Regions from separate parts of the Homo sapiens genome. Here region 1 is linked to region 2. A link is a contact called in ENCODE Hi-C or POLR2A ChIA-PET data. All regions are on one chromosome and are shown on one strand. Each heading gives the region's core, a stretch centred on a gene start or an enhancer-like site at or near the end of the contact. The rest is flanking DNA. Distances are from core to core; before and after follow the strand shown.

The links. A loop is a pair of places that touch in the nucleus more often than their neighbours do. ChIA-PET counts read pairs that join two places held with the same protein, here RNA polymerase II (POLR2A). Pooled maps may share reads with other maps.
Region 1: a pooled map shows a loop between it and region 2 (2.1-fold over the local background). The contact joins the enhancer-like site here to the promoter of AAAS in region 2. A Hi-C loop is called at or near these places in 1 of 50 pooled maps. POLR2A ChIA-PET finds 5 or more read pairs at or near these places in 2 of 52 experiments (OCI-LY7 and activated CD4-positive, alpha-beta T cell).

The regions. Positions count from the first base shown.
Region 1 is chr12:53,599,794-53,605,642 of GRCh38, forward strand. It overlaps ATF7-NPFF (ATF7-NPFF readthrough), which reads right to left. Exons shown (of 15, transcript NR_159377.1): 2 at 1,160-1,228. It overlaps ATF7 (activating transcription factor 7), which reads right to left. Exons shown (of 12, transcript NM_006856.3): 2 at 1,160-1,228. The coding sequence starts at 1,207. Among named protein-coding and RNA genes, the nearest start is that of ATF7, 24 kb to the right of the region's middle. RefSeq lists a silencer at 4,099-4,299. Within about 2 kb of position 2,011, at least 5 of the 41 ENCODE cell types and tissues checked have a DNase peak (open chromatin) inside an H3K27ac peak, as active enhancers do; they include OCI-LY7, where a contact is called at or near this core.
Region 2 is chr12:53,318,476-53,324,761 of GRCh38, forward strand. AAAS (aladin WD repeat nucleoporin) reads right to left here and starts at 3,135. Exons shown (of 16, transcript NM_015665.6): 1 at 2,868-3,135; 2 at 2,090-2,217. The coding sequence starts at 2,990. RefSeq lists enhancers at 1,674-1,763, 2,982-3,171, 3,252-3,301, 5,314-6,047.

The sequences.
Region 1 (5,849 bases), core at 761-3,260, 280 kb after region 2:
TGACATATTCCTAAGTGAACAGAAACTCAACCCTTTGAGTTCTATAAAACAAATTAATGAAGGCAAATAAAACTTCCTTCGTATTCCTTTCTTCATCCTTTGTGGAACATGGCAATAGAGGAAGGTCTAGGAAGAAGAGTTAAGAAGATGCAAAATGAAAAAAAAAGGCGATTTCAACAAAATTACTTTATTAAAAAAGCATATGATGAAAAATGACATACAATATACACATATGAATATAATTACGTGACAGCTGACATACAGAACAATGCATTTATGGCATTAGACAGAGAAAATGTTTATATAATGCTGTGAGATCTCAAGTTCTCTATTGGATTCGTCTTTCCTAGATAGGTATCTGCTGTAGCTGCTAACAATGATTTTCTGGATCAACAGTCAAAAGAAATTTTTTTTTCCTTATTTAAAAAATCCAAATAGATTCTGGCAAATTGAGGTTCACAATGAGTGGGTACATTATCAGCTGCCTCTCCAAATATGTTAAGCAGACTTTTATATCCATGCAGGTTGAAGAGAAAACATTTCTTTCTTTCTTTTTTTTTTTTTGAGACGGAGTTTCGCTCTTGTCACCCAGGCTGGAGTGCAGTCGCACAATTTCGGCTCACTGGAACCTCCACCTCTTGGGCTCAAGCCATTCTCCTGCCTCAGCCTCCTGAGTAGCTGGGATTACAGGCATGTGCCACCACACCCAGCTAATTTTGTATTTTTAGTAGAGATGGGGTTTTGGCCAGGCTGGTCTCCAACTCCTGACCTCAGGTGATCTGCCCATCTCGGCCTCCCAAAGTGCTGGGATCACAGGCGTGAGCCACCGCGCCCGGCATGAAGAGAAAACATTTCTAAACTTGCTTTGTATTTAGATGGACAGCTTTAGAAAGGAGGAGACAGCAACATGTATTTTTCCATACTGTGTGGTGGGAAACAAACACCAGTAGAATAACAATATGGAAGACAGCAAGGCAGATTTCATTACGGTAGAGTGCCTACACTTCCTCATAACTTGGATTTACACACTGCAAATCCTCTGATCTGATTACCTCCAGTGATCACGTAAAATACTGGCTTTAAACTCTTTGCCTTAGTGATAAAACAGCCACTTTGATTCACAACGAGACATTCACAATAAAGTATATTGTAAACGTACCTGTCCACAGCCCGGGGCATTGCACACAAACGGTCTGTCGTCTCCCATATTTCATATAGCAGAGAGGAGCTGAGGAGGGGGAGGTGAGGGAAAAAGTTATGTTAAATATGCTGGAGCAAAAAAAAAAAAAAAGTGCTTCAAAAATATCAACCCTAGAAACAGGTGTTCCACGAATGCCATCTATCAAAGTTGTAAACACAGGCTACTTTGGGGAGACCCATTAGACAGGTGGCATATGATCTACTGTGTCTCAACTGAAACTTTTAATTAGAAAGAATGAGATCTAAATAGTCAAGGAATTTCAAACCTTTGCTAGATTTTCCCTCTTTCTACTACAGTATATAACACACTTCTCCAGTCTGTTGAATTACAACTAGTGCAGTTCCTTATGTCAATAAATTCACTGAACGCTCGATGCGGAAGCCATATTTCTGAACGAGAGAAGACCAAAATTTGTCATTTAATTAATTAAGGGATTATAGGAGGGGTGCTCCATTTTACAGGGCCATAATCTGGCTCCCTGGTGTATAAACTACGAGACTGTTGGCAAGGGCTGTTTATCCCATATTATTGCCAAAGAAAACAAAGCACCCATCCTATTGGGCTACATGGGAAATGGCTTTCATTAATAAAAAAATAAAAATAAAAACCGGGAGCCTCCTCCTCCCCCCACCAATCGTCTGTGGCAAATGGAGAAGTATCGATGCCCTTCCCCCTTCTGATTCTATTTACGGCTAGGTTTTTAAAAGCAGCAATAAAACAAATGTCGACTCTTTGGGGGTTTACTGGGTGAACATGTTCCGGCTGTTTGTGCTGCTTTCGGCCAGTGTTCTTGGGCTGCTCTGTTGCAGCCAACAGATGTGTGCTGCTGCAGGGGATGAAAGAAATGGCACTAAAAGGCATCACCATCTATCCCTTCTATTTCTCTGAAGACTTTAACAGGGTTTATACCGTTTTATAAATTATTGAAGCTAAACTCTCAAAGTGTTTATTGAAATTCTTTGTTGAAGAACAATAATTCCAATCTGAATGTGTGGGAGAAATTTCTCATATTCCAACTAGGAATAAAAATAGAAGTGGAGATGGATAAAGATTAGAAATGCAAATCATAGTAAAAAACAATTCCTAAAAGATAAACTGTATTTTGGAAGGTGGAAGAGAAAAATGGAGTGGGGGGTAAAATAGTCTTATAAACTCCTAAAGGATATTTTCAAACATCCTTCCATGAAAGAGAAAGGTATACAAAAGAATACGAACGAGGGAAGATGAGAGAGGAACTACAATTTGAATATGCCTGCAAGTGACTTCAGAACTGTAACCAAATTTCAAATTTTTATCTTGGAAATAAACTGAAATGTCAGGACAATCTGTCAGGCTCGCGTTGAAATAAAATGTTAACGTGCTAGACTGAATCTGGTAATCGGAAAACCATGCTTAAAACTCAGAGGGTAGCTAGGTAACATCTCTCCTACTCTCTTAGGACTCACTGTGGGGTTAGAAACCAGTATTTCTCGTTGTCTAATCAGTAATTCCACAACTAATCGGTGTTTAAAATTGTGGGGTGCCCCATAAAATAGAAGGGGTTTCTTGGTCATCTTTCAGTGTGATAGAAACATGGTCTAACTAGGAAGGAAAATGATGCTACAGCACTACTGTAATGGAACAGAGCCTATACGTACATACATGTACATGGATTTATATCACATTTAGCCAGGATAAATTGCTTCAATAAATTCTGTTCCTAGGAGAGGCCAGCTCAAGCTGATGATTGGGTACTGGGAAATGAGAGCTTCATTCTTCTTCACACAGCCCCAGGATGAGGGGGGTTTTCTGGTTGGTTGGTTTGTTTTAAATACATGATTTTTTTAGCACTTTCGGGAACTACAACATGCTACAAAAAATAAATACAAGTAAACAAAAGTAAATAAATGCAATGACCAGGACCATTAAGGCTGAAAACTTAGAGCATGTCTGGAAAGCAATTCATCTCTGCAAAAATTCCTAACTCCTGTGCTAGAGAAAATTTCACTACATGTCCCAGAATCTGCTTTCCTAATATAATCACAAAATGAGAATTTTATTTCAACGAGGTCCTCTAATATATTTTCAACCAGGAAGTAAACTACAAGGGCTAGAGTAGACACAACACAAGGATCAGGCAGGATTCCTTACTTTTATCTTGATTCTGTTATTTGATGCTAAATTTTCTCATTTTTCTACCTATTTAGAGGAGGGAAAGAGTTCTTGCTGAGAAGTGGGACAGTATTGGCATAGGAAGTGGTGAAATAAATTCTGGAATGGCTTCCCTCAAACCACAAAATTCAAAATGTAACTTGCCTTTGCACAATCACATCACACTATATGGCTTCCAAATTTTATTTAGTGGCACACTTACTAGAAAATAGAGATGAAAAATCATGACTTTCTGAAAGAAAAAAAAACAAAAACAAAAAAATTTGGGGGGAAAAAGCATTAAAATCTAACAGAAGTAAGTATTTTCATTGCTCTTAAATATTCAACTGACAGCCACTAACTAGGATTTCCTGCTTCCTTCTAAATTTGCTGGCCTTTGTTTTACCATTTTCACCAAAGGGAGATCACAATGAGAGGAAGAAGCCTCTCTTCTTAAACACCCACAATTATTCTTAAATCTTTCCCTCAATCTCTTGCCTCTTGTCGTTTCCATTATTCTTGTTTAAAATTTTTTTCACTCTAAAGTGATTTTTAAAATTTAAGTATTTAACAAAAATAAGAATGATCTGTCTCCCCATTAAAAAAAAAAACACAGCTAACACCTTTTTTAAAAAAATTTCTCCTTCACTCCTGGTCTGCTGCATCAATTGCTACATATAAAGAATGTCATTTTGCTGATTTCTATCTAACACTTAAAACAAATCTTTAATTATCAGTGAGGTCTCACTGATGCCATCTCAAAAACAAAAAGCAACACATTTCTGTAGTGTAAACAGACTGAGACATAAAGGGAAATCTTGAAAAACAATGCTGCCACTCACTAGAATTTAACTCACAGCTCATTTATAACCATACTGCTTGACAAGCAGATCATGTGTCTGGGCATGGCACTCAGTGTGTCATCTCCTTCCCAACCTATTCTTCAGGATGAAACATAAGCATTTTATAGAACTAAACAATAAATGACAGAAGAGGGATACACACATTAAGAAGCACTGACAAGGAGAAGTGGGATGCTTTCAGCAAACATCTTAGAACAGGGAAGACAAAGATGCATAAAAAAGCTGTCCTAGAGGCCAACATCTGCAGAAAAGGCTCAGGTACTCAGTCACCAGAATTTTTTAAATGATTAAAAAAACTTAATACTTACTCAAAAGAGAAAGTTACGTAAATGCTGGGAGAGAACTGAAGAAAACCCAAGATTTAGAGAATGATTTTTAATAACTGAGATAATTTCATAAAATCTCAGAGGTAGATCCTAAAATGGTCACTGTGTAAGAAAACAGATTATTTATGTATATCTAGATATATGTCTATATCTATATATTTTAATAGACTAAGCATGGAGTCTGTCACTGAGGACTACAAAGTAAATTCTCTAAACCTCGTGTGATATTACCATTACAATATAATTTAATAAGAAAAAAGAATGCAGATATGGTGTGATGTGATCTTTTCTCTAGTAACCAACTGATGTTAATAAGATGGCCCAACTCTAAGCAAGGAATAAAAGCCACATACAAACACATCCAGGGGCCTGTTATCAGGTTCCTAATGACAAAAAGCAGATACTGCTAGGTACAAAAAAATTAGAAGGATAATGCACTGTAAGTATCAAAGAGTCATAAAAATCTAGAAGATGTTAAGATTAGCTATCATTCATTCATTCATTAATTCATTCAGAAACCACTAATAAGGAACTACCAAGTGCTAGGCAAAGTGGATATAAAAACAAAAAGACAATAGGCCTTTACACAAAAATAATATTTTACTCATCTGTCATGAAAGAAATCATCATCATTAAGAATGATGGCTTAATTTACAAGTTCAATTAGTCAGAGGTTGATCAGTATACATATCATTTAGACGCTATGTATATGGTCATTTATCAAATTATTTTGCTAGCAACTCCAGATTATAAAAAAGAGGAGTTAACAGTCTTAGTAAAAGATTTAATAAGGAGCCAGGCACGGTGGTTCATGCCTGTAATCCCAGCACTTTGGGAGGCGGAGGCAGGCAGATCACCCGAGGTCAGGAGTTTGAGACCAGCCTGACCAACATGGTGAAACCCTGTCTCTACTAAAAATACAAACATTAGCCAGGCATGGTGGCGCATGCCTGTAATCCCAGCTACTTGGGAGGCTGAGGCAGGAGAATTGCTTGAACCCAGGAGGCAGAGTTTGCAGTGAGCTGAGATTGCGCCATTGCACTCCAGCCTGGGCAACAAGAGTGAAATTCTGTCTCAAAAAAAAAAAAAAAAAAAAGATTTAAGAAGGAAGAAGTTTGAAATTAATAACCGTAATTTGCTTTTTGGATTATACACATTTAGTGAGTTTTAAAATTCATTAATTCACCAAATAATTTACTCAGTGCCTAAGCACAGTGCCATATGCCCTAGGCCCAAGTAATTCAAGAGTAAATGAGACAGATATGATTTCTGCCCTCATAGAGCTTATTTACATTCTAAAAGGAAGAAACAAGTAATAAGCAAGTAAGC
Region 2 (6,286 bases), core at 1,885-4,384:
GTGCTGGGATTACAGGCATGAGCTTCCGCGCCCAGACTATCACTGCATTTTTAGATGAGAGAACAAAGGTGTGAAGAGGCTAATTAATATGAACAAGGTAATCTAAGTAGAAAGTAGCAGTCAGGATTCAACCATCTATCTACCCCAGAACCTATACTCAAACCACTTTTTCCTGAATGAGTAATATGATCATTCCTTAAAGTGAACCATCCAGAGAAGCAGATTTGGAGAGAGAAATAAAGAGACTGGATTTGAGCATGCTGAATATATGAAGTCTGCGAAATATTCAAGCAGGATAATTTGGCAAACACGTGAACACCAGGTCTGATGCATCAACTGGAAATCTAGCCCCAAGAACACCAACATTTAAGGGACATCAGGAAGAGGAGCCACCAAAAACCCTGAGAAGCAGCAGCCACAGAAGTAGGAGACAAGGAGCCTGGGAATGAATGGCTTTTCAACAAACTGATATTCAACTTCACACACACAGGCATGCCCATTAAACTGTACTGAAGTACCAAAGATCAAAGCTTGACAGCACATGTGTTGGAAAACAGGCACTCCCATACACTGCTGGTGGGACCATATACATGTACCATTTTGACAGAGGGCTATTTGGAACAGCTCACAAAATTACAGATGAACATACCCTCTGAGCCAGCAACTTAATTTCTAGGAATTTATCCTACAAATGGTAATGGTATTAATAAAAATATTAAGTAACCCTTTTTTTTTTTTTGAGACAAGGTCTCACTCAGTGCCACTGCACTGGCACAATCTTGGCTCACTACAACCTCCACCTCCCAGGCTCAAGTGATCCTCCTATACATAAGCCTCCCAAGTAGCTGGGAATAAAGGTGCATGCCACCATACCCAGCTAATTTTTGTACTTTTCTTGTAGAGAAAAGAACATGGTTTCGCCATGTTCCCCAGGCTAGTCTCAAACTACTAAGCTCAAGCAATCTGCTGGCCTCAGCCTACCAAAGCGCTGGGATTATAGGCGTGAGTCACTGTGCCTGGCATAAATAACCCTTAAAGGAATTAATATGTGCCATTAATAGGTCCAGGTGCAGTAGCTGTAATCTCAGCACTTTGGGAGGCCAAGGCAGGCCTGAGGTCAGGAGGCCAGACCACCCTGGCCAACATGGTGAAATCTCATCTCTACTAAAATACAAAAAGTTAGCTGGGCGTGGTGGCACATGCCTATAGTACCAGCTACTCGGGAGGCTGAGGCAGGGGAACTGCTTGAACCAGAGAGGCGGAGGCTGCAGTGAGCCGAGATCGCACCTCTGCACTCCAGCCTGGCAACACAGCAAGACTCCGTCTCAAAAAAAAAAAAAAAAAAAAAAAGAAAAAGAAAATGAGCCGGGCGCGGTGGCTCACGCCTGTAATCCCAGCACTTTGGGAGGCCAAGGCGGGCACATCATCTGAGGTCGGAAGTTCAAGACCAGCCTGACCAACATGGAGAAACCCTGTCTCTACTAAAAATACAAAATTAGCTGGGCGTGGTGGCACATGCCTGTAATCCTAGCTACTCGGGAGACTGAGGCAGAAGAATCGCTTGAACCTGGGAGGTGGAAGTTGCAGTGAGCTGAGCACGCCACTGCACTCCAGCCTGGGCAACAAGAGTGAAACTCCATCTCAAAAAAAAAAAAGAAAATGAAACCAGGTAGTGTAGCTCCACTCCTACAAGTGCAAAGTGGATGACCTATGTAGGAGATTATTCAGTGCAACCTTATATCTGATCTTGCTGAGCTTCAGGTAAAAGCTCAGAAGTGGTAATGCCATGAGGTGGGGGCAGGGAGCAGGTTCACCTAATCAAGCCAGAAAGCAAGGCAAGTTACTAGAGATGAAATGGAAGTACTTTTTCCATAGTGTTCCTGGGAAGGGCAAGGAAGGGAACCTGACATTTATTGAGCATTTGAGTTCTATAATAAGGACTAAAAATTTCATATGATTTAGGATATACAGCTCTCGTGGAGACAGCCTGAATAAAAGTCTTTTGAAGAACACCCCAAGGTAAAGGGGTGTTGACTCATTTTCCAGGATCTGCAGACTGTGACCCAGGAAACCCTTTGCCATGCCTCACCAAATGTTGATGCATCTCTTCCACACTTGCTCCCGGTGATGGATGAAGGCAGTTCTTGTGCCATGGTCCAGCCTTCCAGGGGTCTTTAGGGGATCCTTTGTCAGTTGTAGGACAGGAAGATTGATCCACTATAGCACAAAAGTGAGGAGTGTGACGGTGATTCAGTCTCTTCCCAAATCTTTAATTCCGTGCCATCTCCAACCCACCGCTGGGCTAAGTATAAGAGATTCCAGAGGTCTGTTTCCCATTTCCACAAAGCTAACACTTGTGAGAATGGGAAACAAGTCTTAGCTCCCGTATCTGTGCAACTAGAATAATATTTCATAGGGTTGCTGTGATTATGAAACCATATGACATTTTTAGAAAACACCTGACTCAGCCTCTTTCTTACATAGCAAACGCTCAATAAATGTCAGTTTCCCTTCCTTGTCCTTCCCAGGAACACCATGGAAAAAAGTTCCATGTTGTATCCTTCTGATCCTCCCCAGATACTGTCCCCAACTTTTAGATAGTTCTCCCGCATCCTCACACTCCCTAGATTCTCCCTCATTCTCTCCATTCCCTCTAGGCCTCCTCCACAGCTCCTTAACCGTTCCCCCGTTATACTCCAATCCCAGTCCTAAAACAGATTCCAGCCCTTCTAGCCTCCTGCCGGGGCCAAGCTGTTTCCACTCCGCCAGACTCTGTGACCCTGCCCCTGTCACACTGCCTCCTTTCCCCAGTAGTCCCCGACTCCGCCCCCATGCCTGTAGGTCCCCTCCCTCCTCGCCCTGGCCACCTGGCCCCGGAAGTCGGGGGGCGGGCTCTCATAGCTACTGCCCGTCACCAGCTCGTTATTGTGCTCATATAGGGTGACTTGACCCCGAGGCGGTGGAGGAGGGAACAACCCCAGAGAGCACATCTTGCCGGTTCGCAGGACGTCTGCAGTCGGCAAACTCCTGGCCGGAACGGCACAGACCGCACTCCCGCAACTCGGTTCCCGGGCTAGATTCGTATGCGGACGGGTACCGCAAGGGACAAACGGCGAGGCGGAACTCAACGGAAGTGAAGAAAAGACTAACGGGAAAGAAGGACGAGTACGCGGTCCCGGGACAGACCTCCAAAGCTTCTTCCTGCGCCCCCTGGCGGCCGGAGGGGGAGCAGCGCGGACACGTCCCCCGGCCAACCGTTGGTTACCAGGCTGGAGTGGGGTTTTTTTCTGTTGTTTTCCATGAGACTACTGTTTTTCCCAGCTCCGAATTCCCGAACACCTTCTCCCACTCACTATCTTAGCGCTTAGAAAGCCCGAAATAAGCCACATTCAGGGAAGTACCAAATTAATCCTCCCAGGCCTGTGGATCACCCAGAGGAAAATACAGGCTATGTCACAGGCAGCTGGCTGGAAAGCTGAGGGAAAAGCCTCAGAGAGGAGGAACAGTGCTGCACCCACACGGTTAGGCGTCCTGGAAAGGGAGGTGGGGACGGTTGGAAAACTAACATTTCCTGCCAGGCGCGGTGGCTCACGCCTGTAATCCCAGCACTTTGGGAGGTCGAGGTGGGTGGATCATCTGAAAGGAGTTCGCAGACTAGCCTGGCCAACATGCTGAAAACCCCATCTATACTAAAAATACAAAAATTAGTCGGGCGTGGTGGCGGGCACCTGTAATCCCAGCTAATCGGGAGGCTGAGGCAGGAGAATCTCTTGAACTCCGGAGGGGGAGGTTGCAGTGAGCCAAGATCGCACCATTGCACTCCAGCCTGGGTAACAAGAGGGAAACTTCGTCTCAAAAAGGAAAACTTTATTTTATTTTATTTTTTTGAGAGACAGGGTCTCGCTCTATTGCCCAGGATGAAGGCAGTGGTGCTATCTCAGCTCACTGCAACCTCTGCCTCCCCGGTTCAAGCGATTATCCTGCCTCAACCTCTGGAGTAGCTGGGATTACAGGCATGCTTCACCACGCCCAGCTAAGTTTGTATTTTTAGTAGAGACGAGGTTTTACCATGTTGGCCAGGCTGGTCTCAAACTCCTGACCTCAAGTGATCTGCCTGCTTTGGCCTCCCAAATTGCTGGGATTACAGGCCTGAGCCACCTTGCCGGGCTGCAAAACTATTTCCTGAGCACTTGTTACGATAAGTGCTTTTATAATCTTTACAACCCCATAAGGTGGGTGCTGTTCTGTCACCATGAGGAAAGTGAGTCACAGAGAGATTGGACCTAGATACACCCAAACCAGTTATTCTCACTTAAGAATAAAAGTAAGGCTGGGTGTGGTAGCTCACACCTGTAATCCCAGCACTTTGGGAGGCCGAGGCTGATCTCTTGAGCCCAGGAGTTCAAGACCAGCTTGGGCAAAATAGCAAGACCCTGTATCTACAAAAAATTCAAAAGTTAGCCAGCGTGGTGGTGGCAAGCGTCTTTAGTCCAGCTACTCAGAAGGCTGAGATAGGAGAATCCAGACTACAATGATCCAAGATAGCACCACTGCACTCCAGCCTGGGTCAAAGAGCGAGACCCTGTCAAGCAAGCCAGAGAGAAAGAGCCGGGCGCGGTGGCTCACGCCTGTAATCCCAGCACTTTGGGAAGCTGAGGTGGGCTGATCCCCTGAGGTCGGGATTTCGAGACCAGCCTGACCAACATGGAGAAACCCCATCTCTACTAAAAAATACAAAACCAGCCAGGCATTGTGGTGCATGCCTGTAATCCCAGCTACTCGGGAGGCTGAGGCAGGAGAATCCCTTGAACCTGGAAGGCGGAGGTTGCAGTGAGCAGAGATCGCGCCACTGCACTCCATCCAACCTGGGCAACAAGAGCGAAACTCCGTCTCAAAAAAAAAAAAAAACAAAAAACAAAACAAAACAAAAAAAAATGGGAGGGAAGGGAGAGGGAGAAAGAAAGGAAAGAAAGAAAGAGAATGGGGGCCCCTCTTACAGACTTTGGAAAAAACATTGAATTCTTTGAGTCTCACTTTTCTCATTTGCAGTGTCCTAATTATTTCATATGGTTGTTTTCCATACAAAATAATAAAATGAAGCTATTTAATAAATTTTAAAGTGCTAAACAAATGTCAGAGGTTAATAGCTATAACTGTGCCATCAACTAGGTGACCTTGGTCAGAGTTCATTAACAAATGTTAAGTGATTTGAAGATGTAGAAGGCTGTCCCCACTCCCAAGAGCTACCAGTCTCATTGAATAATCTAGGGGGCATTTAGTTCTAGTATTCTGGATTCCGTGTCTGCCCTTCTTTTTCACCTGAAAAATTCCCCCCAAGAGAGTTATTACCAGGTCAGAAAACAAAGGGCTCCAGAGTCTCCTGAAAATGCACTTCACCTGAGAAGGCAAGTGGATCTCCTCTAATCTAGTACTTCTCAACTGTTAAGGGACATAGGAATCACCTGAGCATCTCCTAAGGTGGCGCTCAGAGGCTATAGTTCCAAAGAATCCCCAGCTGATACTGCACAGACCACATTTTAAGTAGCAAGGCTCTAACCTAGCGGTCCCCAACTTTTTGGCACCAGGTTTAGTGGAAGACAGTTTTTCCAGGGGGAGCGGGGGAGGGAATGGTTTGGGGATGAAACTGTTACACCTGAGATCATCAGGCATTAGTTGGATTCTCATAAAAAGCGGGCAACCTAGGTCCTTCACGTGCGCAGTTCACAACAGAGTTCGCGCTACTATGAGAATCTAATGCCGCTGATCTGACAGGAGGCGGAGCTCAGCTTGCTCAGCTCGTCTCCGGCTGTGCGGTTCCTTTACAGGCCACCGACACGACGGGCCGTGGCGCGACCCCTGCTCTAACCTTTTCCCATAGCCCCATTTAATTTCCTATGTGAGTTCACCGTCACCTGGGAAGTCACAGAAAGCTTGAAGAACATAAGGTATACACTGGGGATGGTTTGGGGAACCTGGCTGGGAAAGCCTCCCTGAGAAGGGGAAGTGGGCAGGTTTGAGGGAGAGGAAGTCGGTGACTGACAGATTAGTGGAGAGCACTGAGGACCCACGATAGTTTCCGTTTGTACCTTAGTCGTAACACCATCCAAACCCAGATACCCCTAGGAAAAATCACTCCGGCCTGCAACTTGCATCCTTCGATGAAACCTCGATTTTCACCATCAGGTTATAATGATCGGTTAGGTGCCTGCTTCTTACCCTGTAAGGTGAACTGGAGAGAAGGAACAGTGCTGTTCCGCCCGCTGCCCCCGCCCTGGCCTGGCACAAG